Linked DNA regions of Mus musculus: regions 2, 3, 4, 5 and 6 are each linked to region 1. A link is a loop called in an ENCODE intact Hi-C map of the cell type or tissue named here. Cell type or tissue: heart. All regions are shown on one strand. Region 1 overlaps Gm32849 (a long non-coding RNA gene). Region 2 has its middle 47 kb from the start of Gm2788. Region 3 overlaps Zdhhc13 (zinc finger, DHHC domain containing 13). Region 4 overlaps Zdhhc13 (zinc finger, DHHC domain containing 13). Region 5 holds the start of Gm45086 (a long non-coding RNA gene). Region 6 has its middle 13 kb from the start of Gm2788.

Region 1 (5,000 bases):
TATATGCTGCACAGCAGCAAAAACAACTAAAGGGACCATTCCTCAAACAAGGTGGCAGGTAAGAACTGACACCTGAGGTTGTCCTTGGACCTATCAATGTACACCATGGCACACGCACACATGCACGCGCACACACACACACACACATGCACACATATGCACACACACACACACACACACACACACGCACACATGCGTGCACACACACGCACACACACACACACACACACACACACACATACACCCTCCATCAGACATTCTAGCTATGGGCCCGCCTGTCCCCTTACTCTGGGTAGCAGGACTCCTCTTGGCTTTGTTTGGCATGGCTGCTCAGTTTCCTCCACCCTTCTCCCCTCCTCACCTTCTCTAATGGATGGACCCTAGACATCCTTCAGCCTGGTTCCACTTTTTCTTAATGCCACATAGAAGATTCCCCTTTAGGGTTCTCCAAGGATTGGGGGTGATCTAGGATACCTTTCTAGCTTCTTGCTTAGAGCAAAATCAGTGCTGACTTAGTCCTGATGCTGACTAACATTTGCACTGACTGGCCACTGTGGCGCAAACCCTGCAACAGGAGCTGCCCTGATGTGCTGAAGGCTGTACACTGCACAGAACCCCAGGATCAAATCTCAAGCTTGGCTCTTCGTTAGAAAATGCCAGGTAAGACCCTCAGCCTCTCTGAGCTTCTGGGTTCTCATATATAAGATGGTGTTGTGCTGTCCTGGACTGTACATTTCTTTGCCTGAGAAAAAGCCATGAGAGTGTGGTGATGGGAGAGTCTCAAAAGGAAGCCCAGACTGACCTTCAGTCACCACAAGAAAAATGATTTCCTGTAGGTAGTTGTCAGGTGTCAGAACCTATCCCCGGAATGCCCAGGAAGGGAATTTCAATGTACGCAGTTGGTGTTGCAGATGAGGAAACAGACTTGGAGTGAATCCATATAGCCAAGGCCACGTGAGCACAGAAACCCAGTTCTGTCTTGACTGTGAAGTTCTTTCTGCTCTGCCGTGCGATGTGTATTTTATTATTTATATGCTTGGAAGGTGGGTACCATCTCCTAAGGGGTTGCTGCCCCACTCAACAAATTCTTCTTGATCAACCATTTGAATGTATAAGATGTAATAAATAACATAAGGAAAATGGATGCAGCCCCGGGGCCTTTTACAAGGCTTTGGTGCAACATATGCAACAAGCATCACGTGCAGGAGACAGAAAACAAGAGGACAGGCACAAAAGGCTCCCAAACATGACAAGACCTCAGAGTAAAGCTCTCATTGGTAACCCCAGGCCAGCAAGGGTGGGGGGCTATCTGAGCACTGGCTTGCCTTAGAATGTCCTTTGATATTCCCCCCCCCCCAAGTTGACCATTTCATTGTAACCCAAGACTGGACACATTGATATCTCTATTTACCTGGTTTGTAGACAAAAGATGGCCAAGAACACAACATGACAGGAGGGGATGGGTTTCCCATTCAAGAACCCCCTGATGTCATACGGGGGCTTGGCAAGGTAAAGCCAAGTGGGATGGAAGAAATGAGATGGAAAAGTAGCAGCACTTGGCACTGTGGGGGCTGACAGGATGTCTTGACCCAAGGTTGAGGACTGGGAGGGTAACACTGGCCACTGAAGCTTCATGCTAGATAGGAATTTGACTATGACCCCAGATGCCTCATATCCAAGCCATATGTCCTTGCCAAGAGGCTTTCCACTCAAGATCACTGAAGCTAACATCCTGTTGAGCTGTGGTCACTTGAGAAGTACCTTGGGGGAAGTGATGTATTTCTGTTTTAAAAATAAGGACACTGGGTAGTGGGGTACAAAGTAGGAAGATAGGAGGGATGTTGACTAAGAACACCTGATGAAGCAATGAGACCTGTAGCATAGCAGGCCAGTGGAAGTCCAGCGGAAATGTGGAAACCTGTAGCAATGAAGCAGGCAGACAGAAAGTGGTGGGAGGGGCAAAGGGAAAAGCAGAGGGAAGGAGAGGAAAGGGAGGGAAGTGGAGGGGAGGGAAGAAGAGAGGGGAGAGAAGGAAACACAAGTGTAATGGAGAAAGTTAGAGGAAAGGACAGGACTCTAGATGCCCCAGTTTAGAGCTTCCATTGGAAGTGCTGTGTGTGTGTGCGCGCAGTGGTACTTCCTGACCATAAACAACCGTGTAAGAGTGTTATACTCTTAATGGAGGCAGCAGTGTGGAGTTACCAGACCCGATTCATGCTAACTGGCATGAGTTGGGAAGAGGCAGCCACCTTCTCTTGGCTCACTCCACATGCGTGCACTCGTTGGATGCAGCTAGCATTTTTATTTCTCAAGAGAAGCAGGCCAGACAGATGTGACAGCCTGCCTCTTGAAGAGCCATTCTGTTTTAGGGCTGAATTTCATCCCTGTGCCTGCAACCTTTCCTCCTTCTTCCAACCCTTTGGGCCTTTCTTCTCCATGGCTGGTCAGCAGGGGGCAGAGGTGTCCCCAGGCCAGCCTGCCTTGCTTTGAGGGATTCCCCACAGGGATAAATTGGGACAACAGGGTTTCACAAACAGCGGTTCTTGACATAAATATTGCCAGGCTTGGGCTAATGTGATATCATGGGCCTGTAATCCAAACAAAATAGACCATTGTCCTGTGATTATTTCTGCTCTGGACAAAAGCCTGTGAACACTTGGCTTCCCATTTTTTTTAACCTCTGTATTTATGGGCCATGTTAATTTAATTCAGCAGGCCCACCTTCACCGCCTTCAAAAGCGGCCTTTATTTGCATTGCATGATTGCCCGCCTTGCTGGTCCGCTGCTTTTCACAGAGAAGGAAAGCTTTGTCCTCCCAGTTCTAAGGATGGAGAGGAGAGGAAAACCCACCCCAGACGCTTTAACTTGCCACAGAACCCAGCAGCTACTCAGGCTCACTGCTCTTGTCCCAGAAGCACACACCAAGTCCCAGGTTACCCAGAGTGGTCCAGGACAGACCTCTGCCCTCATCCTGGAAGATGCAGGTGTAAACCAGGGAACCCAGGCATTTCTTCTCTGGGCTAACCAGGCTGACTGTTAACAGAGCTGCTGGCCTGGCCTGCTGAAGCCAGCAGGTGTTCATTTGACTGGCAAGTCTCCACGAAGCCTAGCCAGGCTGTGTCTTCTGGAAGCTGGGTACGCTAAGACACTTCCTTCCCCAACTCCTGAGTGACATTGGGCTTTCGACTTTTTCAGCTTTACCTCCTTCCTACTTATTAACATGTGAGAAGGGGTCTGGATCTCTTTTCAATGATGGGGAAACTGAGGCCTGGAGAGGCAGAGGATTTTTCTGAGGCCTCAAGCTCTCTGGAAATGGCAACAAGGGTTCTCTTTGGGGATCAAAGCTTAGGACATGACTTTGATGTTTGGTCTCAAGAGTGACAATGGATTTCTAGCTGAACTGCACAAATGATCGATGAATATATTATTTTAAAAAACATTAGAATAGAGGCTAGGGCTATAGCTCAGTGGTGGAATGCTTGCTTAGGCCCAGTGATGTCTGGCTTCACAGCCGGCACCACAAACATCGACAACTCAACACAATGAAGGCTGAAAGCAGCCTGGCTCACATCCCAGCTTCCAACACTTTGCCAAGTATTTACCAGTGGTGTGTTTCCCATTGGTTACACACACACACACACACACACACACACACACACACACACACACACACACAATGCACACAGGCACACACACACACATACACAGTCTGGTGTTTTTAGCTAAATGGTTGTCATAATTTTTGTTTTATACTTGGTGATCTCTGGTGGGACACAGAACTTAGCAAGTCTGGCCTGGTGTAGCCTTAGTTCAGCTGGTGTTCAGTTTTCAGAGCTGTGAACCCAGCCAGGCTTCAGTATGGGACCGTGCTTGCTTGGCATATCTGCAAGCCTTTTCTCTGAGCAGATATTAGGAGTGGGCTGGTGACTGGGACTGTGCACAACCATATCCTTTCACTTCTGCTATCCCATGCAGCCTCCATGCAAGGGATTTCTTAATTAGGGTTCCTTGCAATGCCCTGTGACAGACTAATATAGGCAGCTCACTGGGGTGGGCTGCTGTGTAAAAAAAAAAAATGTGGAGAAAACATTAGACAGAGAGAGGTGTACATCTCTAGGAATGATGAGTTTTTCTAATCTGTGGGAAAAAAAGAGAAAGCAGGAGGCTGGGGCCAAGCTTCTAAGCCCCAGGCTGTCCATATCCCTTACCTTACCTCATCCACCCTCAGGATGGATGGGAGAGGTTGCAGCTAACCCCCAAAGAGATAGCTACTCCATCATTCCCTGTCACCCTGAGTCTTGTCTCGGCAGCTTTTTGACTCATATCTCTATATGGGCATTCTTGGGGTCAAAACTGGAGCTGAGAAAGCAGTCAAAAGTTTGTGAGGAGATGGCGGGCTTTCTGGAAAGGACCTGGACGTCACAGTTACATGAAGATTGCTCCTGGCCACTTGGGGAAAAGATGACTTCAAGTTTACATGGCATGTCCTATAGCAGGGAGACGACACAGTCTCGTTTGTCTAATTCTCCTGAGGACAATTCTGTGTGTTAAGACTGATCCTCTCTTATTTGACAGGTCCATTGTTTAACACTGCTTAACAGGGGACTCAAACCTCAGCTGTTTGTCTCCAAAATCTCTGCATTTACATCATGTTCGATCTGTGCGAACCCCATTTGCATTGCAATTTCCCCAGCTAAAATGAAGAGGACAAAACACTGCCTAAAATAAAATATTGTCCGCCAAAGCCAGACCACACAGCACCATCAGCCAGGGCTTTGAAAACCTGAGTGAACATTGAAAAGCCTGGCCCTGCAGGACGAGGCTTTTCATTTAGTCTTCCTAAACCCTTAAAGGTTGAACTATGAACTTGAAAAGATAGGTGGGAAAGTGGTCTACATTTGGAATGTAAATAAATTTTTTAAAAAATCACAAGTGGCTTTTTTTTTTAAAAGTTCATGGATTTTAATCCATTTCTAGAAATCTTCCCTAAGAAAATGACC
Region 2 (5,000 bases), 140 kb after region 1:
TTATTATTATTATTATTATTATTATTATTATTATTATTATTATTATTATTCCTGACCTTGCCCTTAGTTCTTTCTTCTGGAAAAGGATCATTCTGCAGTTGGACCTGGAAGGGAAAGGGGGTGGGGGATGGGCATCTAAAGACCTGTAACAGATTTTCCACACAATTCTTTAAAATACTTCCTAAAAAATCACCCTTGGGAGAAGGACAAAAGAAAAGTAGCCACTTTTTTTTTTGTTGTTTTTTGTTTTTTTGGACAGAGACAAAGGCTTCTGCCCACTACCACACAAGTGGGCACCATCAAAGCAATCTCTTACCAATTTTGTGGACTCTGGGCAACCTGCCCTTCAGGACAGAGCTGGCCAGCTGGCTCACTCAGCAATTTGGATCGAGAAATCCCAGCACTACGGCCAGACCAGAAAGGGCAGTGCCATAGTCGCCACGGGCCACTAGGCATTCAAATCTGTTCATTTGACCAGGAGCAGGGAACTAAGAAAGCAAACAAAGCAGACCTGGGCCCTGTCATCGCTTGATAAATGGAAAATCAATTTAGTCTCCATAATCCTCCTGTGCCCCTAACTGCAGGAACAGTCACCACATGCTTTATTGCCCTGCAGAGTTTATTATCTGGCATTTAAAGTGACGCTTTTTAAAGAATTTTCACTACATCTGTGTTAGTTGGTTAGACTTTTTATTACTGTGACAGAAATCCCCCAAGAAAACAACTTAAAGAGGCAGAATTAATTTCGACTCATAGCTCTGAGGACTCCTGTCTGGGACAGGATGGGCCCATTTTCCTAGTCCTGTAAGGAGGCAATCTGTCATTGTGGAGGTCTGTGGTGACCACCACAGCCAGGAAGGAAAGGGAGAAAGAGAGGGAGGGGCCCAAGACATGGCACAGCTCCTAAGGACACCCCCCCCCCCAAAGATCGGCTTCTTCTAGGTAGGCCCCACCCTAAAAGGTTCCAGAACCTCCCAAAATAGTACTACCAGCTGAGGAAGTCTTCCACCGTCAAGCTTCTGGGCAGATACTTCATATCCAAGTCATGACAGCTCCTTCTATAGCGTTACTTAAAATTATACACGCATTTAAACATTTCAAATTAATATGTTCACTCTGAACTTACAGCATGAATTAATGTCATGTTAGATACTATCTTGGGCATTGATGAATTATCAGTGAGTATCTAGAGATGCACCTTAGCTGGTACAGTGCTGGCCTTGCATCATGAGGCTATGGGTTCTATTCCCAGCACCATATAAGTTGGGTGTGATGGTGCAGGTGCAAGCACTAAGGAGGTGGAGGAGGCAGGAGGATTAGTATCTCAAGGCCATTCTTAGTTGCAAATCAGACACCAGCCTGGGCTACAGCAGGCCCTATCATTAAAAGACAAAAATTACCACGCGACAACTCACAAGCAGAGTTAAGGAGAAGACCCTAGAAGTGCAGACCGGAGAAATGAATGAAGAGAGGAAGATGGGAGAGTGTGTCTCTCCTTTATGCTTTCTTGTGTTTTTCCAACATCATTGGCCTGTTCCTGGTGTGGCCTTCCACAGTGACAGCTCTTTCCCAGGGTGGGCAGCTCTATCAGTGACTTTCAGGAGCCCTGGGACATTCATATGAGTTTCTTTTCAGCCCTTTTCTGGGCTGTCTTTGCTATAATCCTGTTCTTCACCTAATAGATGGATGGTTTAGAAAACTGAGAATAGAAGAAGTAGATTCGTGGGGTGAAGGATATAAGAGCTAATGAGACTCTCAAAGGGTGCAGAAAGAGATGGGATGCTAGTAAAAGATGGGCTGGGGCCAGGCACTTCATTGCACTCTGTGCCCACCTCGCTGGGCAGATGCACTCTATGAGTTTGGTCAACACAGTAGGGCACCTGTAGTGGTCAGGAGAGATAAAACTGTACCAGGAAAGCCATTGCCTTCTCCACCCACTGAACTCCCCTCAGTAATAGCCTAAAGCCAGATCCACTTTTCTGCCTGCTTCTAGGTAGGGCTCCAGAGTCCAAGCCCAGAAAGACAGACGTCTAAGATCAAGCTCTGCCCCTCCTCAGTGATATGATCTTGGTCACAACATTTAAGCACTCTGGGACCTATTTCATCATCTGTTCCTTTGAAAGGATGGACAGAAAGAACATCTACAAAACCTGGGTCTCTACAGGCTTCCTGCTACTGTCACACTCACTCTCCTTCCTTCTCCTCTTAAAGTAGTGAACTGCCTAACAAAGGTCTTTCTTCCCCTGACTCCCAGTGAAAGTCTTTCTCTGTTAGTCTAGGGGTCTTCCTGTGCCCTGAGACCACACTCTGCTGTGAAGACAGTAGTGTCAAGAATTTGAGATTACATGAGTCACAGGCTGCCCAGCCATGGTGTTGCTCCAGAAGAGGTGGAGAGAGACACAATAATGAAATTTGTTTGGGGTTGGGACTGCCTGAGCTGGCCTGGCTCATCCCTGCTCTCTGCCACCCCCTGTTGGTTCGGCGCCAGAAGAGCTACTTTGCTGCTTACTACGAATGCTGTGGAAATGAGGTCAGAGAGGTAGCTCCAAGTGGGATCTATAGATGTCCCAGAGCCTTCCTACTCTGCTGTGATGTCTGCTTTGGGATGCTAACAGATCAGACCAGGTGCCTTTGTAATCTAAGGCTCCAAACAAACAGAAAACTCAGGCTCTCAACCCAAGCTTTGGGAGGTAGAGACACCAAGGCAAGTGGATGGCACTTTTTCCTTCAGATCCTTTTGCAACTGCACACATGTTGGAAGGTGATGCCCACTCCAAAATAGGGACTTCCCTCACCTATCCCTTCCTTAGAAAGACCCCCACAGACCTATCCAGAGGTGTGTCTCCTAGTTAACTGCAGACCTCTCCATGCTGACTATCAAGATTGATCACTATGGGCACTTGCTGCAGTTTAGATGAATTTGAAGATGTTTAGATGAATTATAAGAAATGGGCAGGAGCCGGGCGGTGGAGGCGCACGCCTTTAATGCCAGCACTTGGGAGGCAGAGGCAGGCGGATTTCTGAGTTCGAGGCCAGCCTGGTCTACAAAGTAAGTTCCAGGAGAGCCAGGGCTATACAGAGAAACGCTGCCTCAAAAAAAAAAAAAACAAAAAACAAACAAACAAAAAAACAAAAACAAAAACAACAACAACAAAACAAAAACAAAAAACCCCAAAACCAAAAAACCAAAAAACCAAAAACAAAACAAAAAAAAAAAAAAAAAGAAATTGGCAGGAACACTGTCCTTTCCTCACCCCCAGACCCTGCTAAGCACTGATGTTCATTGTTCCTTCTCAGTGAGACTGACTCAGTCTCAGAAGCCTTCTCTACAAAGTCTTTTCCACAAAAAGAGTCCCAGCCACCCATAAGTGTTGCTGCCCAAGATAAACTCTGTGTGTCTTCTCTTAGGGGTTCAAAGCACCTGCCCTGGAGCCTGCAACCAGAGGGGTGGGGGGGGGAGGATGTGGGTATCAGTATCCTGTTCTGTACCTGATTCTGTGTCAGATCTTTCCAAGAGGTCTGGATATGTGGTGGTTTGAATGAGAACGGCCCCCAAAGGTTCAGATATTTGAATATTTAGTCCCCATCTGGTACAACTATTGGGTAAGGATTAGGATTAGTGGGGCCTTGTTGCAGCAGGTGCGTCACTGGGGTCAAGCTTTGAGGCTTCAAAATCCTCCTAGCATCCCCAGTGCACTCTTGACCTCCTGCTTGGGGTTTTGAGATGTGAACTCATAGCTGTTCCTGCCACCATGTCTTCATTCTGCCATCATGGACTCACCCTCAAAAAACCAAAAGCCCCCAAATAAACTTTTTCTTCTCTAAGTTGCTTTGGGTGTGGTATGTGATCACAGCAATAGAAAAGTAACCAGGACAGGCAGGGTGCGAGATGTAATGAGTAAGTCAAAGCTGCGGGTTTCCCTCTCTTGAATTATACAGTCAGCCTGTTTTTGGAGTTCCATAAGGGGCAGGAATCATTACTCAGAAGCATCCCTAAGGCAATGGATGCTGGCGGTAAAGGGTGGGAGGGGGTGGTTCTTAAATGTGAAGGTGGTTGATACAAAGGACTCCTGCCAAGCCAGTTAGCCAGGGGACAGCAGACAAATAGGCACAGGGATAACTTTAACTGGTGTCTTCCTTAGGATTACTATTGCTGTGATAAACAAAACAAAACAAAACACCATGACTAAAAAAAATTTTTTTAAAAAGCAATTTGGAGAGAAAGGGGTTAATTTCATCTAACAGTTTCACATCACAGTGAAGATCACTGAGAACAGCCAGAGGAAAAACTCAAGCAAGGCAGGAACCTGGAGGCAGAAACTGAAGCTGAGATCGTGGAAGAATGTTGCTTAGTGGCTTGCTCAGCCTGCTTTCTTGTAAAACCTAGGACCACCAGCCCAGGGATGGTACTGTCCATCTCCCACATCAATCATTACCTGGAAAATGTACCACAGGCCAATCTTTTGGGCCTTTTTTCATTTCTCAATGTAGGGACACTTTCTCAATTGAAGTTCTCTCTTCCAAATGACTCTAGGTGGAGTCAAGTTGACATAAATCTAGCCAGGATAACTAGTGTCCTTTCCCCTGTTGTTGCCCGAGGCCACATCAAAGCAGCTGAACTGGAGCCTGAGGTTCCGGGGTGATAGCAGAGCAAGAAGAAACAGAGGCAAACTGTTGAGCTAAAGGCAGGAAATCTTTCAAAGTCCCCCTTGCCAGGCCTGGACATAGGAGTGTCAGACCCTGTAGCTGTCTGCACAGAGTTCATACTGTCAATAGCAGACCTGAAAGAAACTAGGACTAGTCTGAGTCACCTCTTACCTCTCCCCTAACCGAGTCAGATACCATATGCTGTGATGAGCAGGAGAGACAGGCATGGCAGAAATCTCAGATGTGGGGAAATCCCCAGGCAGGGGTCCTGCACCTAGCCCATGTGCACCAGTTCTGGCAAGGTGAGCTAGGCGTCCCAGAGAGAGATAACTTCAGAGTGATTTCTGGGCAAA
Region 3 (5,000 bases), 260 kb after region 1:
TACTAATATACACACCTTGGAAACAAAGATGTCAGAAAAAACAATGCTACTAGAAGACATCCTTTTAAAAGCCAAGAATCTGAATTGAAGTCCAGGATGTATCCAACAGCCCACAGGGTGATCATAGAGAGTATCAGCAGCAGGAAGAGCTATTGAGAAATTAGAGTTTTAGAACTTTTGATTGTACTCATAACAATAGCTAGTTCAGTACAAGAACTACTTTGTAAGTACAGTACAACTTAATGGAACTAATAAATTTTCTTCATATTGCTGTCAAATTTAAAAAATGATTGATTTATATAGTAGAGACAATCTTACAAATTTTGCTTAATATTTTGCATTGTTATTTCCCTCAAAAATGGCATTCTTAAAAGGAAAGTGGTAATAAAAATATTTTCTTTTAGTTAGTATTCTACATCACCATGAATAAAGCAACTAAAGGGACTACCAAAATCAATACAATCCAGACTAAACTGTAGGGTTATAGTAACTGCACCTTGAGCCCCAGCTAGTATGACCCCTCACTAAGAATACCAGAGAAATAGTTCTGAAGGGGCTGAGCATGGTTTGGAACATGTGGACCTGTGAATGGCTATGGACACCCAGGGCAGATCCAGGAGGCAGCCTGCACAATGGGCCTAGTGTTTTGCAAGTCTTGAGAGTAATCTGCACAGAGGTGGGAAAGCAGTAGATGAGGACCTTCCTCAAGATTATGAAGGCAGAAAGAAGCAGGATCTCCAACAACACAAGCAGTCAAAATTAAGAACAAAGGATTCCCAAATGTAACTAAGAAAGAATGATGGGAAAGCCAGGCTGAAAATCTGGGAAAGGTTTCAGAGAAGCAGGGAACAAAGGAGGGGTCTTGGGACTCAGGGGGTCAAAGACTAAAATATTTCTCTAGGTCGCTAGTGCTTCAGCTTGCTTTGACAATGTTAAAGGAATGAAACCCAGAGCCAACAGGCCATGGGTAGTGGTACTGGGCTCTACAAGCATTTTGGTGCTTTGTGTATAAGTCTCTATAAAGCAAGTTAGGTTTTTGAAATAGCAAGGAGGAAAAGTGCTCTTTGCCTTATTTTCCTCCACTTTTACTCATACATCTGGAAGGAGATAATTTCAAATGGCATCAAGTCTTCAAATTGTTTCCAGTTCTAACTTACTGATGTAAAAATAAATTTAGAATCTATAATATAATCACAAAATAGTTTCAGAACAGAGAAATAACTGTAAATCTTGGATATTTAACAGTCTTCTACACGAACCACACTATTTATTTACTGTGTGAGGTGCTATTCTACCCACGGGAGATAATGAACTGAAAGGCTTTCTTTCATGAAGCTGAAATTCCAGTTGAGAAGACAAGCAGAAATGTTACAGGACATAAAAAGCTGGAACATGTGGAGCTTAGCAGGTGTGCTAGCTAGTTCTAGGTCAACTTGACACAACTTGGTTATTTGGGAAGACTGAACCGAAATTGAGAAAAAGCCCTCACTAAATTGGCAGGTGGGGCATTTTTAGAATGGATGATTGATGTGGGAGGGCCCAGACCACTGTGGGAGGTACCCAACCTAGGCAGGAGGTCCAGTATGTCACAGGAAAGGAAGCTGAGCAGGTAAGGGGGACAAGGGATAAAAGCAGCACTCCCACACGGACTCTGCATCAGTCCCTACCTCCACTTTCCTACCCTGATTTCCTGCCCAGACTTCTTTTGAGGAAGGATTGTGAGGTGTAAGTTACAACAATAAACCTCCCCCACCTCAAGTTGCTTTTGGCTATGGTGTTTTATTACAGCAATAGAAACCCTAACTAAGACAGCAGGCAGCTGTCAGGATTTAGCTTTTACTCAGAAGAATGGGAAGATATCTGGGAATTTGAGGTAAATATGACTTACATTTTCAAGTACTCATCTGTTGTACTAACATGGCATTGGAGATGGGTGTGTGTGTGTGTGTGTGTGTGTGTGTGTGTGTGTGTGTGTCAAATTCTATCTATAAATGCTTTCATTTATATGCCTTTGCAGGAGCAACCAGAACCACAGCACTGTGAATATGGAGTAGACAGAGCAGACATTTGGAGTGCTCCTCTTGAGATGCGAAGATGAGTGAAGGTGGGAAGGAAGAGAACAGGCGTTCTGGTTCTATTTCGCCATCTGCAGGTGCCTACAGGATACTTCCTGATGTGCTATACTGCAGTGTCTACCAGACAGGGATTGGCTGAGTTGAATAGGTGACTGAGTTTAGCAATCTAGATGGTCTATGCTGAAGAGAGAAATCTGGGGGATGGCAAGATGCAGTCGCCTCTTAGGGAACTAACTCATAGGTAGAAAAGAAGGTCTAGGACAGAATCTTGGCATACTGAATTCGAAGAAGTTGGGGAGTCCCCTCCCTACTTTACCACAACTGACAATTAAGTACAGCACTTGTGAATTTTTATGTAAAAATCTTGCAACTGCTAATCAGAATTATTCTGAAAGTATAACTATTAATATTACTTGAAAAGACACTATTGTATTTGAAAACAAAAGCATTAATCAACCAAATATCCATTTTGTCAATGTGAATTATATTCACACAACTGTAGCTTAGTTTTCTTAGCCATTTAGGAGAGAAAGCTAAAGTTCCTAAACTTTTCTTTTCAACTGTTTAGCTCACTTTAAATTTGGAACACTATAGTGAGGAATTGCAAAGTTTTAAAAAATGTGATTTTTCAATAGGAAAATAAATCTACATGAAGACTAATGGGGCGGGACTAACATGGCATTTGTGAAGTGATGAGGTCAGGTTCCAGAGACATAGTGACGTAAGACCAGCTAGGACACCAGCATGGATAAATGGGATGACTGACAGCACAACCATGACAGAAAGGTAGGAAGGAAGAGCTACCTAAGCAGATGAGGAGGCTCAGTCAGAGGCTGGCAGGGCAGAAGGCCAGTTTTGATACCTCACATTGCAAACGTCTATGAGATGCTGAACTGTTCTCAAGTAGGTACCACTCTAACAATCAAACCTATTCTATACTTCAATTCATTCCTTAAGTCAATTTGCAAATATCCACCAGGTAACATATAGTTTAGCGCCATCTACCTGAGAAATTAACGTTGAACAACCAGTGAAATGCCCTATTTCTTACTTTGGGCAGTGTGATGCATAGGAAAGATGCTATGAGCAGATCCTCTGCAGCACAAAGTTTAATCTCTAGCCTTCTCTGCTGCCCTAAAGACAAAGGCTAACAACTTCTTCACACACAATACCTCGCATTTGTGCAGCCATCGCCAAAGCCGAAACTGTTTGTTGGCTCTCATCTTGGCCTCTGTTCTTAGCATGTGACTAATGAGCTGGTTTTTACTTTGTAGAGCCATATCAAGAGGTGTTTCTCCCTAAAAAAATAAAGTAAATTATAATAAATAACATATTTTTAAAATATATTACAGGTTTAAAACACTTTTTCACCAGAATCATAGACTCAACATGTTTATTCTAAGAGTAGTTATTATTGTTAATATTTATCTTCTAGTACCTAGCTACCAGTATATTAAATACCCATCTTTTAATTGAAGATACAAAGAATTGAAGAAAAGAATACCGGGTCATACCTTAGCATTTCGGATGTCCAGGCTAGAACCAGCTTCCAAAAGCTTATCAACTGCACTGACATTTCCTGCTGCAACTGCCCAGTGAAGAGGAGTGTTCTGATGTGTTTTATCAACAACACTGAGAGAGGGATTGAACTTTAAAAGAAATCCAGTTGGTTCTGGCCTGTGTCAAAACAGTAACAATATCACAAGGCATTAGTAAGGATGAAGATACAAGAAGAAATTGCAAAGAGAAAATTTAAGATTAGTGTATCGTTAACCAGCAAGTGCTCTGAAGAACTAAGGGATCTCTTCAGAGTTCTAGTCTAGTTATTGACAGGAAAGATCAAAGAAACAAGAAAGATGGTCCTTAAAAATGGCAGCTTACTGTATCCATGATGCAATTTAGATAGTAATACAGGAGATAAGAAAAATTTCTTCATGTTGCTGTTTTATTTAGTGATTAATATTTTAAAAAAACCTGTCTACTTAACCTTAGCCAATATTAAGTGCTGTACAACTAAACACTAAGCATGTCTCACTTAAGCAGGTATGTATCTGACCTCATCCTATAATAGACTCCCATTATGTACCAGCTTCATCAGTGTCTTCAGAGCAGTCAGCAACAGCAGAGAACCTCAAATTCACTGCCATTAGAGAAGTAGGTTTACCATAGAGATCTGTGATTATGAGAACATTTAAATTTGCCACTTCTTCAGGTACAAAAGAGGAATCAGTCACTTAATGAGTATATGCTAAGGAATATGAACTCAGTAAACTTTCAAACTTTTCCGTCAAAGCTACCAAGAGAAAATGTACTCAATGGTGTATTCTAAGTATACCTCCTCACGGCCACGTGGAAAATCTCCAGCATCTCACAGACCAAAGGACTTGCAAATGTATTTACAGAAAGCTCATAGGAACCAAGAAGCAGACTGACGGGATCCAGTAACACTCACCCAATTACTTTGTAAGCCGATAGCATGAGCGGCGTCTGTCCATTGACATCTGTCATATTCACACTCTAGTCAAAAAGGAATCAATTAGCAGAACTGTGAACACAGTATAAAAAGTTGCATTTCTTAGTAGATAAATACTTCCTTAACACCTTCATCTCTGTAACTGTTAAATGGTTTTAATATTACTTAAGTTAAAAAAAGTGCTTTTTTTAACAGGGTGAAAATCCATAGAATGCTACAAAATATTTTAAAGGGAGAATATGAATATAAAGTGTTGTATAATGTGAAAGAAAAATGGAGGGTAGTTGACAATCTCCACTGAAAATGAGAGCTCTTGAAGCCATCTGGCTTAAATCCTGCTGCATGGGCTCACACTAACATCCACTAGTAACAGTGGATTACCTATCTTCAGAGTCACTGCTTCAAATAGTTCAACAAGAAAGAAAAAAAAATCAAAACTCCTTTTATATTTA
Region 4 (5,000 bases), 250 kb after region 1:
CCAAATATAAGTTCTTCAGGTGTAACTGTGGCTTTCCTCAGACCATCCAGAAACACATTCTTTGCTCTTTCTCACAAGACAATTCAAAGAAATGCACTTGGGTCTGAGATTTCAATGCACTTTCCCTGTAAAGTAGATAAATGCTTACATGAGTTTCTTCCTAGACTTTAGTAATCTGCCCTTGTAACTGTTCTAAATTAGAAACTGTCCTCCTGATGGCCAGATGGCGACGAAAATGAATAGAAATCTGCAATTGACAGGGCCGAGGAGGTAGGGGGCATCTCCAGGAAGAGACAGAGACCTGGGATATGGGAGGTACCCAAGAATCAATGGGGGTGACTTTAGCTGTGATTCACAGCACTGGGGATATGGAAACTGGAAAGGTCACTGCCTGTACCCAGGCAGGAACTCCAACGGAGCGATAGGGAAATCAACCCATCCACAAAACTTTCAACCCAGAATGTATCCTATCTATAAGAAATGCAGGGGCTGGGGTGTGTTTTAAGACAACGAGTAAAGTGAGGTGGGGATAAAGCAGACCATGCTGGGGAAAATGAGACCATACCATTATGGTCATGTCTGTATTTCTGAACCTTTTCTATTAAGATAGCAAATTCTTCTGACCTTTTCCTCACAGGTACCAAACTTGCACCATGGTGTGAAACACTGGCAGTCCTCCTTCTTCTGTTTCCTATCTAGGGTTTAGATATAATGTCTATTATGCTTGCAGAAAGGAGTCTAGCAAGGATGTCCTCTGAGAGGCTCCACGCAGCAGCTGACTTAAAGACAGATGCAGATATCCACAGCCAAACAGTGGATGGAGCTTGGGGACTTTTATGGAAGAATAGAAGGAAGATGGCCTTGATGTGCCTGGGTAGGGGATACCCATGCAGCGAGAAGGGGAAGAGGGATGGAGGGAAAGAATGTGGGAGGGGGTGGCTGGGAGGGGAAGTGAGTGGGATGTAAAGTGAGTAAGTAAAAGAAAATACTAATTCATAAAAAACAAACAAACAAACAAAAATAAACCCACTGCCCTCTTTGAACATTATATCCTATTTGGGAAAAGCTGTTAATATGAGTATATTAATTCTGAAAAAGATTATAAGGATTAAAAACTGTCCACTTTAAAATGTTTTTAAAGTGGTACTTTTTAAAGTTACAAAGTACCATTTTGCTCCAGAGAAGAAATGAGTGTGCAGTAATAAGTCAATGAGACAGTAGTAAGCCTGACTTTACCCAATGTAAATACTATTGGCCCAGCACAGTAAGTATTGCCTTACAAGGCGTTACTGAGCTACCTTCTACTAACTTCAGAGGCCATAAAACAGATGCTCAATTCTTACTACTCAAAGTTGGAAACTGAACTTTGAGCTGAATGTCAACACCTGGAAGGCTAAGGCAGGAGGTTTTTGAGTTGAAGCCAACTTGGGGTACAGAGGGAATTCTAGGCTAGTGTGAGCTGCTCTGTGTGGACACACACATTCCTGTACTACTACTAAATCAGAGTAGGACAGCTTTCTTGAAAGCTCAGTCATGAGTCACACCAACTCTCTTCCCTCTTTTGCTCCTTTTCTGGTGTAAGTGAGACCTAGGAGTTTGTGCTGGACTTGAACTCACTGTGGAGCCCAGGTCAGCCTCAAGCTTTCCATTCTCCTACCTCATCTCCCAAGTGCTGGAATCACAGGTCTGTATATCAGCACAGCAAGCTCCTCAGATTATTTGCTATTTGACCTAAAAACTAAGTCTTATCTATAGCTGACTCTGAAATCATATAGGGCTTTACACCTACCTATCTAGCACTTAGACTTAAGTATAGCCAGGACCATAAAGGAAGCACTCAGTGGCTCATCATTTCTTACCAAATCTTAATTGTAGTCATTACTAAGGCTCATTTCTTTCATCCAGTCCTTCTCATAAAATCCAAATACATTACTTACTGCACACATGAAAGAACCTAAGAAAACAATCACTGAGTTGTCCCTAAAACACAAAGTATTATTTATAAATGCCAATTATGTAGTGAGGACTGTATACAGCTCTTTATACATCATAGCATAGTAATTCTTGCAGCTTCCTCAAGAGTTTGGTACTATTGCCCCCTGACAGAAAAACAGACTTGGTGACGTTAAGTAACTTGCCCAATGGCACATTAACATAAAGAAAAGGTCATCTTTGTTAGTGATTATCCCTGCCTATCTTGTGAGAGCCTTGGGTTCAAATCCCTGACAGGAAGGAAAGCCAGCCTTTACACTGGGAGCAGTAGTACATGCCTGTAATTCTAACACTCAGGAGAGTTATCTGAATCTCAGTGAATTTGGGGCCAGCTTGGCCAAAACAGTAAGTTCCAGGGTAGCCAGCACCACAAAGTGAGATCTCATCTGCAACAACGAAATAAGAAAAAGGTCCTGAAATTTAGAACCAAGACAACATGCTTCCAGAGTGTTCTTCACCCTTTTCCCATAAGAGATCACTGGCTATGGGACAGAAGCCCAGGACCAATCCTAATTGGCAGCCTGAGAAAGGCAAGTCTAAATATTTGGGCTATGTCTTTACAGGCAAAACAGCAGCTGACCCACAGGGCAGTTCTAGCAGCATGTAACACTAGCCTTGAGTGAGCTGTGCCATCTACTGGCTTGCATGCCTTCACTCTAGCATGGGAGTTCCTCCTGACACTTAAGATTCTATCTAGCTATGAAAATCAATTTTTCTAACTTAAGTACCAAGCACTTCCTAGTTTACAGTCAAGTGAGAATTTCTGCAAATGAGGTTAATAAATGATGGGATTTTATGTCTTGTTAATTTTTGATTCTGCAAAATCAAAATAATCTGATGTATAAAATCTAGAATAACTGAAGTTGCTTATACTTACCTATAATTTCAAAAATTGTTCAGTGACATAAAAATACCAATCATCCCTTTTCAATACAATGTCCCCTGTCCTAGCTTCTATGAAAACTGAGTCACCTATAAATGATCTGATAGGAACTGTGGTAGCCTTCAGTGGTAATAAGAAAGCTGGTGTTCATTAAAACAACCACCAAATCAGTAATTACAGGACAAAGGTTAGAGATATTTTCTTTTAAGCCCAGTGATATCTATACTACTTATGCTTTCATTTAGGTTAAAGGAAAATAAGCCATATTAGAAACAAAGGTTGGAATTAATTAAACAGTTAAACAGTATTAAAGCAAAAACAGGCACAATGGCTATAGATGTGTGCACTCTGAAAACTCATATGCCATCCTCTTCGTTCCTATGGGAAAGATCCTTATATCTCTCTTATGTATTTCCTCGATAAACACCCTCTTCTTTTCAGAAATACCATTATCAGAAAGAGACGCAGAACATAGAAAGTAAGGCAATAAGCTAAGAAGCATACTTCTTCCCCATCACATTTCTTCTTGTCATATAAGCAAAGCAGTGTTACAACAGCTTCATAGCAAGGACAAAGAAGGAAGTCTGGAAAGCGATGAAGACTGGACATGTGTATGCTGTTACAAATGGATATAATATTTTGTTGTGTTTTGGTTTTTGGAGATAGGGTTTCTCAGTGTAACCATCCCTGGCTATCCTGGACTCGATTTGTAGTCCAGGCTGGCTTAGAACTCCCGGATATCTGCCTGCCTCTGCCTCCTGAGTGCTGGGATTAAAGGTATGTGCCACCATGCCCAGTTGGCATTAATGATTTTTGAAAGTAAAACAAGATATGCATTTCATCTAAGCTTAAAGGATATCAGGAAAGAATAAGATGAACCAAGTCATAAATATCCAAAAAATGGAACTTAGCAGAAAGACTGTCGGTAAGTACACAAGGTTCTTATAGCCAACCAAAAACCTGTAAAGAAAAGGGTAGAGCATGTTAGTGAAGTAAGGCACTGGTATGATTCATGTTAATTCTTCTAATTCTCCAATAACAATGACAGTTACACCAGCAGCAGCTTTCTCCCCTGACTGTCAGTTTATTCTTGCACATGAGAAAACTGTACAATAACCTTCCAAAAGTACACATTCCAGTTCCTCTAAGTTACTAATAACTATTTCATTCGTAGAAACAATATATTTTCAACGAATAGTTTATATTTCTATTGTGACAAATCATATTTTTCATATAATTTTTAAATATACCAAAATATACAAATGTAAATAGAAATTCACCTTCACTTGTAAGCAAGTTTTTGTCAAGAACTGTTTGTGAAACAGCAGGTGTACAGAACCTTAGCACTCTGACTCTGAGCTGGTGTCAGAAGCAGAAAGGACATGAAAATACACAACAGCTAAAAGGACAGTAGTCACCACACACTAACAACCTTACTGCTACAACAAGCAGCCTGAGGATTGCGTAACTGTTCAAAAGGTCAGTACTATAGTTTCAAAAGTAAAACACAGAAATGCCTTCCATATCAAACTCAATATAGTCACCTTATAAACAAATACATTTTACCCAGATACATCTTTTTTTTTAATTAGATATTTTCTTTATTTACATTTCAAATGTTATCCCCTTTCCTAGTTTCCCCTCCGAAAATCCCCTATCCCTCCCCCCCTCGCCCTGCTCCCCAACCCACCCACTCCCATTCCTGGACCTGGCATTCCCCTATATTGGGGCATTTAACTTTCACAGGACCTAGGGTTTCTCCTCCCACTGATGACCGACTAGGCCATCCTCTGCTACATATACAGGTAGAGCCACAAGTTCCACCATGTGTTTTTTTGATTGGTGGTTTAGGAGCTCTGGAGGTACTGGTTAGTTCTTTGATGTTTCTTCTATGGGGCTTCAGACCCCTTCAGCTCCTTGGGTACATTCTCTAGCTCCTTCATTGGGGACTTGTGCTCTGTCCAATGGATGACTGTGAGCATCCACTTCTGTATTTGTAAGGCACTGGCAGAGCCCCTCAGGAGACAGCTATGTCAGGCTCCTGTCAGCAGGCTCTTGTTGGCATCTGCCATAGTGTCTACCCAGATATATCTTAAAATTGCCATCAGAAATGGCTAGTGGTGGA
Region 5 (5,000 bases), 320 kb after region 1:
CACTGAGGCCTGACATTATTGATGCTATGATGTGCTTACAGACGTGAGCCTGGCACAGCTGTCCTCTGAGAAGCCCTACCAGCAGCTCACGGAGACAGAAGCAGATACTTACACCCAACCATTGGACTGAAGTTGGGGACACCTATGGTTGAGTTAGGGGAAGGAAGCTTCAGGGGAGAGCAACCCCATAGGAAGTCCAGCAGTCTCAACTGACCCAGATCCCAGGGAGCTCCAAGAGACGGAGCCGCCAACCAGGAGCATACAGGGTTGGTCCGAGGTCCCTGGCACATATATAGCAGAGGTCTGTCTGGTCTGGCCTCAGTGGGAGAGGATGAGCTTAATCCTTCAGAGACTTGAGGCGCCAAGGAAGGGGGAGGTCTGGGGTGTGTATGGCACCCTCTTGGAGGCCAGGGGTGAGTAGGAATGGGGTGAGGAACTATGGGAGGGAGGACCGAGGTGGGGGCAATGACTGGAATGCAAATAAATATAAAGTACTCTTTTTTTTTTAACTTATTTATTTATTATACATAAGTGCACTGTAGCTGTCTTCAGACACCCCAGAAGAGGGCATCAGATCTCATTACGGATGGTTATGAGCCATCATGTGGTTGCTGGGATTTGAACTCACGACCTTCAGAAGAGCAGTCGGCCCTCTTAACCGCTGAGCCATCTCTCCAGCCCCAATATAAAGTACTCTTTAGTTGATTCCTAGTACCCACCTCGCAAGCTGGGCTTGGTGGCACGCCTTTCTGACCTCAGTGCTGGGGAGGGGAGGACAGGAACATCTCTAGGACCCACTGGCCGGTCAGCCCAGCTGAATTAGAGAGCGCTGGGCCAAGAGAGAAACCCCGTGGCAAAAAACAAGGTGGAGGGCACCTAAGATAATACTGGAGACTGAACTCTGGCCTCCACACAGGGGCAGTGGGCATAAAGTTTGACTGATAGGGAGGGAAGGAGAGAGGGCGGAAGGAAGGAAGAGAGTGAGATAGATAGACAGGCAAAGAGACAGACAGACAGACAGATAAAGAAGGCATAAAGTTGGGTGGGTTGGGGGTGGTAGAGAAGCTGGAAGAAGATGGGGGAGGGGAAATATGATCATAATATATTGTATTAAAAAAAAAAAAGACTGGTTGATGGTGGCGCACGTCTTTACTCCTAGGGCTCCAGAGGCAGAAGCAGTCGGATTTTTGTGAGTTTGAGCTCAGCCTGGTCTACAGAGTGAGTTCCAGGATAATCAGGACTACATAGAGAAAACGTAGATTGAGAAACAAAACAAAAATAAAAACAAAACAAAAACAGAGAAAGAAAGGATTGAAGGAAGGAAGGAAGAAAGGAAGAAGGAAAGAGAAAATTCAAATATGTCTACCCCTGGCAGTTAGTGAGTCTGCCTGAGCCTGAGTCTGGGATAGCCATCACAAATGCATTATCCTTCAGTGACCCCTCTGCCCAGCTTCTGTCTAGTATACCCAGCTTGCTCTCAGTTTCCTGGTTCCTTCCCCAGCTCCCAGCACTGACTTCTGGTCCTCCTTCTTATTTAAGGGACATATTCAGGGACTCCCCAGGTCCTCTTTCAACTACACATTGAACAACGCGGGGGAGGGGCACTGTCAGTACAAGGGTGGGTAGAATGGGGTCTCAAGCTAACCACCCTGGCCACAGGTATGATCACGCTCCATTTAATTGCTGCCCTCTGCGTGCCCACTGGTGGCTGACATTGTGAGCTTAGCTGAGACAGGCAGACACCACACTCAGCTAGAAACTGCCAGCACCAGGGCTTACACAACTGTGTTCGGTGGCTGCCCTTTCTCCATTATGCCACAACTTCCTCTAATTAGAGCCAAGTTAATCACCAACCCACCCTCCCTTTTATTGTGTTAAATAAACTCTGACCAGCCTTTTTCGGTGTTCCAAACTTTAAGTTTACCCAATTGGCTGAAAAGTCTATGGGGTCATTGCCAAGTGCAGTGTTATTTATGATCAAGGAAATATTAATGTATGTTCTGGTAGATCAAAGGTCAGTGGAGACAGAAGTCAACCCAATACCGCAGGGCACAGGGTGCTAAGTACCAGAAGAGATAGGTTCCCTGTGAGTGCAATATCTTTGATAAATAGAAAAACACCTTTTTAAACTCGAAGGGCAAACACAAAAGGCCCCACAAACATGATCATAGGGACACACAGCTGGGCCAACAGAACTTTAAGGTGGATCCACGTGAAAGAAGTCTATTAGCGCCCTCTTGTGGGAAAGTTTAACACTGCAGGGCCACAGAGGCCATCCCTACCCAGCCCTGTTCTAAAGCGTTCAGACACACCCTGCCCCACCTTGGCACCATTACTACCCCTCCCACACCCACCCAGGGGTCGTTAACACTTTCCCTGCCCCACCCTGGCCCTACTAGGCTGGCAGGCCTCACTAGGTGGAGTCACTTTTGAAGGTTTCTGGGAAGAGAGTGACATGGAGGTCCCGGACCGAGGCGCCCTGAGATTCAGAGACACTGTGTGGCAAGCCATCTGTTGAGACAGATGTTGAGGCAGCCGGTCTCCATGGTTTGATTCCAAAGACGAGAGAACTACAAAAGCCGTGACAGCCCCCTCCGATTTGATAGGCTTTCAGCGGTGGGCAGTGCTCATGAAAGGCATGTGTTCTGCCAGAGAAGCAGCAGCAGCAGAGGTGCGGTCTGGGGCTTCCCTCAATCGCAGACGAGCAGGGAGCCTTGGCTTTTATTTTGCTTCCTGGTGTCAGCCCTCCTCTCTGCTCCATCCTAGACTAAGCGTCAACTGTATGTTGAGCAGTTTCAGCTCTGCTTGATCATGGAGATTTGTACCCCTAAACCAGGTTTCAGAGGTTTTGGAGACGCCCAGGAAGAGAACGGGACAGTTAAGACGATCAAGATGACTGTTCAGTTGCTGCAGGGAACCCCTGCGCGCTGCCAAAGCAGGCTACTTAAGGATTACAAGATTTTAGCACCATTGACTGCCATCTAGTGTTCAAATATGGTAGCGTCACATCGCTTTTACAAACCTTGTAAAAAATGTGATTGCCTTTGAGAATCCGAGCTTGCTCTTTGTTCTCACAGTGTTAGGATCCCCAAAAGTAATCAATCGATCGATCAATCAATCAATCAATCAATCAATCAATCAATCACCCAATCACCCAATTCAATTCAATTCTTACTAAAAAGAGACACAGAAACACAAATGGCACATAATCTCATGTGAATTTTACAAAAGCTAATCTTTTAACCACTGAGAGTCAAATGGGGGAAGTAACAAGGAAAGGAAATTATGACCAGTGGGTACTAAGTTACAGTTAGATAAGAGTGAGTGTTGGTGTGCCAGCACACAGTAGGGTGGTTATAGAAAATGGTAATACATTTTCAAAAATCTAAAGGAAAATTTTTTCATAAAGAAATGTTTTAGGAAATAGGTACACTTGTCCGAATTAGAGCACCATGTAAAAGATCTATATATTTGGGTGTTATATGGCATCCTATAAATATGTACAACTTTTATGGCTCAATTAAAATACAATAATAATAATAAGGTTTTTCTTACGCAGCTCTATACATGATGATGAAACTTTTGGTGGAGGTCTTAAATTTAACCTGAAACTTGGCAATGAAATTTGAGGCAGAATAACAGGACTAACCCAGCATCTTTTGTACCTGGTAGTTTGAACTGTATCATTCAAATTTTTTAAAATTTTATTTTATTTTTTATTCACTTTACATCCCACTCACTGCCCCTATCCTTCCCCCATCCCCTCTTCTCTGAGCAGGTAGGAGCCCCCCTGGGTATCCCCTCCACCCTGGCACTTCAAGTCTCTGTGAAGCTAGATGCTTCTCTTTCCACGGAGGCCAGACAAGGCAGCCCAGCTAGAAGAACATATCCCACATTCAGGCAACAGCTTTTGGGATAGCTCCACTCCAGTTGTACTGGACTCACCTGAAGACCAAGTTGCACATCTGCTACATATATGGGAGCGGGGTGGGGCAGGTCTAGGTCCAGCCCGTGTGCGTTCTTTGATTGATAGTTCAGTCTCTGAGAGCCCTAAGGGTTCAGGTTAGTTGATTCTGTTGGTCTTCCTGTGGAGTTCTATACCCGTTGGGGCATGCAATCCCTCTTCCTATTCTTCCATAAGAGTCCCCAAGCTCCATCCACTGTTTGGCAGTTGGTGTCTGCATCTGTCTGAGTAAGCTGCTGGGTGAAGCTTTTCAGAGGACAACATCAAGCAGAATAAGAGTATAAATAATAGTGTCGGGGATTGGTGCTTACCCATGGTATGGGTCTCAACTTGAGCCCTTGTTGGATGGCCATTTCCTGGAGATGCTCCCCACCTCCTCACCCCTGTAAGTTGCAGATTTCCATTCAATTTTGTGCAGGGTGATAAATATGGATCTGTTTTTACTCTTCTACATATAGACATATAGTTAGACCACCACCATTTGTTGAAGATAATTTCTTTTATCATTGTTTGGTTTTGGCTTCTTTATCAAAAAATCAAGTGTTCCTAGGTCTTGGGTTCATTTCTAGATCTTTGATTAGATTTCATTCATCAACATGTCTGTTTCTTTACCAATACCAGGAAGTTTTTAATTTCTGTTGCTCTGTAATACAGCTTGAGGTCAGGCATGGTGATTCCTCCTGAAGTTCTTTTATTGTTCAGGATTTTTTTTTCTCCATAGGAAGTTGAGACCTGCTCTTTCAAGGTCTATAAAGCATTGTGTTGGCATTTTGATGGAGATTGCATTGAATCTGTACATTGCTTTTAATAAGATGGCCATCTTCACTCCGTTAGCATGGGAGATCTTTTCATTTTCTGATATTTTCTTCAATATCTCTCTTCAGGGACTTGAAGTTCTTGTTATACAGATCTTTCACTTGATGGTTGGAGTTACACCAAGATGTTTTATATTGTACATGGCTATTGTACAAGGGTGCTGTTTTCCTAATTTCTTGCTCTGGACCCATTTATTATTTGTATAAAGGAGAACTACTGA
Region 6 (5,000 bases), 170 kb after region 1:
GTTTCCTGGGACACCCCACGCAAGGACAACCCCTGCTTCGAGCCTTTGTACCTGCTGCCTGTTCTACCAAGAGCACCTACTAGATTGCCGCCGCCTTTCCTCTCTGCCCCACCCCCACATCCCCATTCATTCCCTGTTTTGCCTCAGTAGCAACTATTACTATCTGTTATATTACCACTTTCTTCATTTATTATCTTCCCCAACAAACGAAGTGATGAAATTTGACGTTTTAAAAATGGTTCATGTGCTGTGCACTTTCACTTCAGGAAATTCCCAAAGGTAGTACCGTCATGCTCATTGCATCTGAGGAGACCAGGATCCAGGGTCCATTGTGCGATTTAGCTGGGCATCTAGATGGAGGCTGAACTTCAGCCCTCCCAGCCTTTCCTCACTTGAGAGCCACCACACCAGTACTTTATTGTGATGAACCTATGGTGTCTTCTCTCCTCCTCCTCCTCTTCCTCTCCTCCTCCTTCCTTTCCTCCTCCTCTGGCACTTGAGATTGGTAAAAGAAAGATAATGTAGAGGAACATTCCAGAACAAGATACATGCTCATGATGCCACAGCAGCATTAAGGTGTTTGAACTGTCTGCACTGACTGCCCCAAACAGGTGGGAGCCACCGAGGGCACAGGCTTTTGTTCAGCAGCTCCGCCCTAAACCTAAAGCATTAGTTGTCCTAGGTCGTCTGGATTGGAATTGATGGGCCACGAGAAACGATTGGGGGAACTTGAAATCCTTTTGCTCTTGGTGCTGTAGAAGTTAAGTCTCCTCTCTTCATTTTCAGGTAAGAAAATAGATTTTTTTTTTCCCTCTGTCTAGAATGTGGCTTCGTGGCATCTCATGGAGTGACTCTTAGTGAGCTATAGGGTCTCCTCCCTAGAGTGACCTTGTCCCTCCCGAAGCATCTTATCAAATGACACTGCCAACCTGTCACCACCATGTTACCCATCACTACCAGAAATAGATTGTTCTCCCTTCCTCCCTCCTTCCCTCCCTCCCTCCCCTTCCCTTTCCCTCTTCCTCTCTTCCTCTCTTCTTCTCTCTCTCTCTCTCTCTCTCTCTCTCTCTCTCTCTGTGTGTGTGTGTGTCTGTCTCTCCCTGTCTTTCTCCGTGCAGTGTGTGTGTGTGTGTGTGTGTGTACATGTGTGAGCATGGACTGCAATTTCAGGGCCTCTCATGTGCTAGGCAAGCTCTGTGCTGTGCTGAGCTGCATCTCCAATCAGGATACTTCTGTCTATTTTTACTTGCTTTCTTCCCCCACTCACTGTGTCTCCTCTTCCTACACCTAGGACCCTGCTGAGTCTCTTCAGGACAGAACAGTAGAATGCGGCGAGGAAGCTGAAGAGTAAAGGGAGAAGCTTGCCTGAGATCAGTGCAGGAAAGGGTCCATGCCAGACACCAAATCCATTCAGTCCCCCAGCAGATGCGGTGGGCATCTCCTTCTCCATTCAGCTGCCAAGCTGGGTGCCTGGGTAGATGGGCAAAGCTCCTTCCCACTGGCAGGTCCCCAGCTCAGCTATACACAGGCTTGGTCCTCCTTGTCTCCCACACCTTCCTTGTCACCTGCACATATTTCCACCCATAAACACTCTCACATGGCTCTGCTGTCATGTAAGCGGATGACACCTGCTCCTGAGGTTGCCAGGAAAATGCAGAGGAGCAGGACCTGGAAGGAAGGGACTAATTGGACTTCTGAGCTGTGCAGAGAAAGCAGTCTATTGCTTCCCTGAAATCCAAAGGGAACTGAGCCTTTAGCTTTTTCTTCTCTTCCCTTTTTCCCCAGTTCTAGCAACTCCACTTTAAGATGAGAAAACTGGGTCACTGCAAACAAAACAAACGAACAGATACCCCACCCCGTCAAAAAAAACCCAAACCTAAACAGCAACAAATCTGCCGCAGAGCTCAGCTGAGGAGTGAGGCCCCAAAACATAGACAGAGAACGTGGACAAGCCCTGACCACTAGCGAGCGATGGACAGAAACTTGTGAGTCTGTATGTATACCTGTCCTCTGCTGCTCCCTATTCCCGTGTCAAGGGCTCTGGTGCTGCTAGGCCCAAGCCAACCCACCATCATGACTAGACCCATGTCCAGAACACTGTTTGGTACGGGAGTATCTCTGGATTCCAGCAAGAAATGACTTCCCACATATTTCGTCATTTTAGCACTTCTGTTTATAAAGATACTAACTTGCAAGGCTGGAGCACTGGCTCAGAGCTCAAAAGCACTGGCTGCTCTTTCAGACGCCCCCAAACTCGATTCCCAGCTCTCACACAGCAGCTCACAACAGTATAACTCCAGTTCTGGGGGATCTGATGCCCTTTTCTACCCTCTGTGGACACCAGACGTCCATATGTGGGCACATAGACACACAAGCAAATACACAGGCAAAGTAAAGTGCTCTTTCTCTGCCCTAAACCAGACAAGTATCAAAAATAAAACCATCTGGAGTTCCACCCTGAGCTGATATCTGACATTTTTGTGTATTCTTCCAGATCGTTCCCAGACAGCATTAGCTCCTCACAGCATTTGGTAATACCACTCACTGGAGGTGCTAACGTATTTAGGAGGCTAATTTCCTTGGCCATGCCTTTCACTTAGCAGGAAGCCATAACACAACCAGATTTAATTTGTCCATTTTTTAAAAAGCATGGAACAATTAACAGCAAATAAGTTGAATTAAAATAAAATTGAATATAGTCTTTCAATATGTCTTAGAATTTGATTTCAGACACAGTAATGGATATGAAAATGAAAGCTTTGGACTATACAAACGGTTGGATCGTCTGGAAACCTGAGCGCCACCTACTGGCCACAGCCTGCCATGACATGCCAACTTTCTAAAAACCCGGAGCCATGGTCGCCCCTTTTCCTGTATGGATTTGTATACTCTCCCAGGAGCTTTTCCAAAACCTCCTTTCCCCTTTTCACTTCACAGTTCCTAGAACACGGGAGTGCACTAATAAATTTTAGCTGAGTTAAAGCAAGATGGATGAATGGATGAGTGGACAGACGGATGGAGGGACAGATGGATAGGCCTTATTTTCCTTTTTTCCTTATTGTTCCTTGTGAAAAATAAGGGAATAATTCCTGCCCTTCCTGTTTTACAGGTTTCCCTGGAGGAATGAGTGCTTGCCACTGATCTCGACCTTCTGCTGTGACATGGTATGACAAAGCAGTGTGAGACTGTACCAGAGTCAAATGGCTGGGGCAAGCCCAAGGCTGCCCAAAGAAGTCTCTATGTTAAACATAAGAAACAGGGACAAATGTACAAACTCTCCAGCCACGCTCCCAGCAGGCATCTGGAATTGGACAGGTGGTTCCTGCCCTTCTCCCACTTTCAGCTTCTTTCACAGATCCTTCCCAATATCTGAAGCATGGAGAGGTAGGTGCCTCTCCTGGGCTCACTCGGAGGGAAAGTGATGGACGGCGCTGGTTGTCAGTTCTGAAAGGGTCACTGTGCTCCGGGATGTAAGCTGGCCCATCATATGCCCCGCCCTCAAGTTAGGAAAAGTGGTGTTCTGAACCGGGACTGTCAGCCAAGCTGACGGACGGTGTCCATCTGAACGTGTCCACCATCGACGTTGCTTGACAAGTGTGGTTCCAGCTTTGCGTTTAGCTCCTGCCAGCAGGGGCTGTGATATGAATAAAGGCACTATGATGTGGCAGAGGAGGGCTGGCATGGAGTTTCATGGGATGACCTAACAAGAAAATGACCGTGAAAATCCTTTGTAAAATAAAGCGCGGGGTTCTGAGTAAGATATAGCCACCACTTCCCCAAGCAAACATCATGTTAGGGTGTGACTTGACCCCGTGCAAAGGCTACAGAGAGAGATCCCCATATGTGCACACACCTGCTTTCTTATGGAATCTGACCCTATTCTACAGCTGTGCGAAGAATTCAGCCATGGCCCACTATGTCCTCCCTCCCCTGCTGGCTTTTTTTATAATAGGCTTACGTTTTATTCATTCTTTGATTTGCCTTTAACTTAAATGTAGACTTTAGGTTGCATTTCCACTAGATTTTGTGCACATGCACATGAGCACGCACACACCACACACACACACACACACACACACACACACACACACACACACACACAGACACACTTCCTTCTGGTTTGTATGAGGTGGTTTCATTATGTAACACTGTAGACCAGGCTGGCCTTGATCGTTTGTCCACCTTCCTGCCTCTGTCTCCCAAGTGTTAGGATTAAAGGTGTGATCCCACATCCAGCTATTACAGTACAGCAAAGCTTCTTTGTCTGGTCCATATGCCGTCTCAGCCTGCAGACACGGTGAGGACTGAACAAGTCACCAGGATCCAACCCACTGAGGATGTATTCCTGTCCAGAATTTACCGCTCTCTGGCCTGGATTAGAAGTCAGGAGATACTGACAGTGTGTCTATCTGACAGAGGGCAGCACCAACTGCTAATGTGAGAGTGCTGCATACCCAGTGACAAGCACACAGGTTTTCCAGCTCTGGGAGTGGGGCAGAGGGTAACATCGAGGGGTTTGTTTGTTTGATTGATTGTTTTGATTTGTATACTTGCATATGTATGTTCACATGTTTGTGTGCATGCGTATATACAACTGCATATGCACACGTACATAGGAGCCAGAAGTTCTTTGAATACCATCTCTCAAATGTGGTTTGCCTTGTTCATTGTGTTTATTTGTTTGTTTGGTTGGTTTTTGCTGAGGTCTCTCATTGGCCTGGAACTTGACAAGTCACCTAAGCTGCCAGGTCAGCAAACCCCATGGATCTATCAGTTTCCACTCACCCAGCACTGAGATCATAGATGCTTGCTACCAGGCATGGTAGACAGGAGTTCTGGGGATCAACTAGGGTCCTCCTGTCTGCAAAGTAAGCGCCTTACTTACTGAGCTGTCTCCCCAGTCCCTGCACACCTCTGGATGACATTTTCTGGCCGCAGTGGTTCTTAACATTTCCCTTGCTGACCCTGCTTTCTGGGCAAACAAACAAAAAACCAAACAC

Evidence for each region. A loop is a pair of places that touch in the nucleus more often than their neighbours do. Peaks named below come from ENCODE experiments on the same cell type or tissue, not always from the same donor. Only the 100,000 strongest peaks of a DNase experiment are listed, where the experiment ranks them.
Region 2: a loop joins it to region 1, with 5 times the contacts of the local background. A loop is called at or near these places in 6 of 42 quality-filtered maps.
Region 3: it touches region 1 in a loop (3-fold over the local background); 3 of 42 quality-filtered maps call a loop at or near these places.
Region 4: a loop joins it to region 1, with 2.9 times the contacts of the local background. A loop is called at or near these places in 3 of 42 quality-filtered maps.
Region 5: a loop joins it to region 1, with 3 times the contacts of the local background. A loop is called at or near these places in 2 of 42 quality-filtered maps.
Region 6: it touches region 1 in a loop (5-fold over the local background); 5 of 42 quality-filtered maps call a loop at or near these places.

The regions. Positions count from the first base shown.
Region 1 is chr7:49,063,868-49,068,867 of GRCm38, reverse strand. It overlaps Gm32849 (a long non-coding RNA gene), which reads right to left. Exons shown (of 2, transcript XR_391458.3): 1 at 1-5,000. It also overlaps a transcript of Nav2 not described here. Among named protein-coding and RNA genes, the nearest start is that of Gm32849, 25 kb to the right of the region's middle. In heart, a CTCF peak has its summit at 2,447 (motif pointing right); no DNase peak of the experiment used is centred here; H3K27ac peaks cover 465 bases.
Region 2 is chr7:48,926,018-48,931,017 of GRCm38, reverse strand. No RefSeq gene overlaps it. Among named protein-coding and RNA genes, the nearest start is that of Gm2788, 47 kb to the right of the region's middle. In heart, a CTCF peak has its summit at 2,471 (motif pointing left); a DNase peak (open chromatin) is centred at 2,447; H3K27ac peaks cover 1,950 bases.
Region 3 is chr7:48,803,942-48,808,941 of GRCm38, reverse strand. Zdhhc13 (zinc finger, DHHC domain containing 13) reads right to left here. Exons shown (of 17, transcript NM_028031.3): 6 at 4,528-4,592; 7 at 3,590-3,752; 8 at 3,248-3,373; 9 at 16-149. Among named protein-coding and RNA genes, the nearest start is that of Zdhhc13, 17 kb to the right of the region's middle. In heart, CTCF peaks have their summits at 2,155 (motif pointing left) and 3,084; no DNase peak of the experiment used is centred here.
Region 4 is chr7:48,810,160-48,815,159 of GRCm38, reverse strand. It overlaps Zdhhc13 (zinc finger, DHHC domain containing 13), which reads right to left. Exons shown (of 17, transcript NM_028031.3): 10 at 3,735-3,835. Among named protein-coding and RNA genes, the nearest start is that of Zdhhc13, 24 kb to the right of the region's middle. In heart, a CTCF peak has its summit at 2,648 (motif pointing left); no DNase peak of the experiment used is centred here.
Region 5 is chr7:48,747,357-48,752,356 of GRCm38, reverse strand. Gm45086 (a long non-coding RNA gene) reads left to right here and starts at 4,166. Exons shown (of 3, transcript XR_001778121.1): 1 at 4,166-4,349. RefSeq lists an enhancer at 1,377-3,356. In heart, CTCF peaks have their summits at 2,252 (motif pointing left) and 2,982 (motif pointing left); DNase peaks (open chromatin) are centred at 2,286 and 2,926; H3K4me3 peaks cover 941 bases; H3K27ac peaks cover 710 bases.
Region 6 is chr7:48,892,153-48,897,152 of GRCm38, reverse strand. No RefSeq gene overlaps it. Among named protein-coding and RNA genes, the nearest start is that of Gm2788, 13 kb to the right of the region's middle. In heart, a CTCF peak has its summit at 2,812 (motif pointing left); a DNase peak (open chromatin) is centred at 1,484; H3K27ac peaks cover 3,864 bases.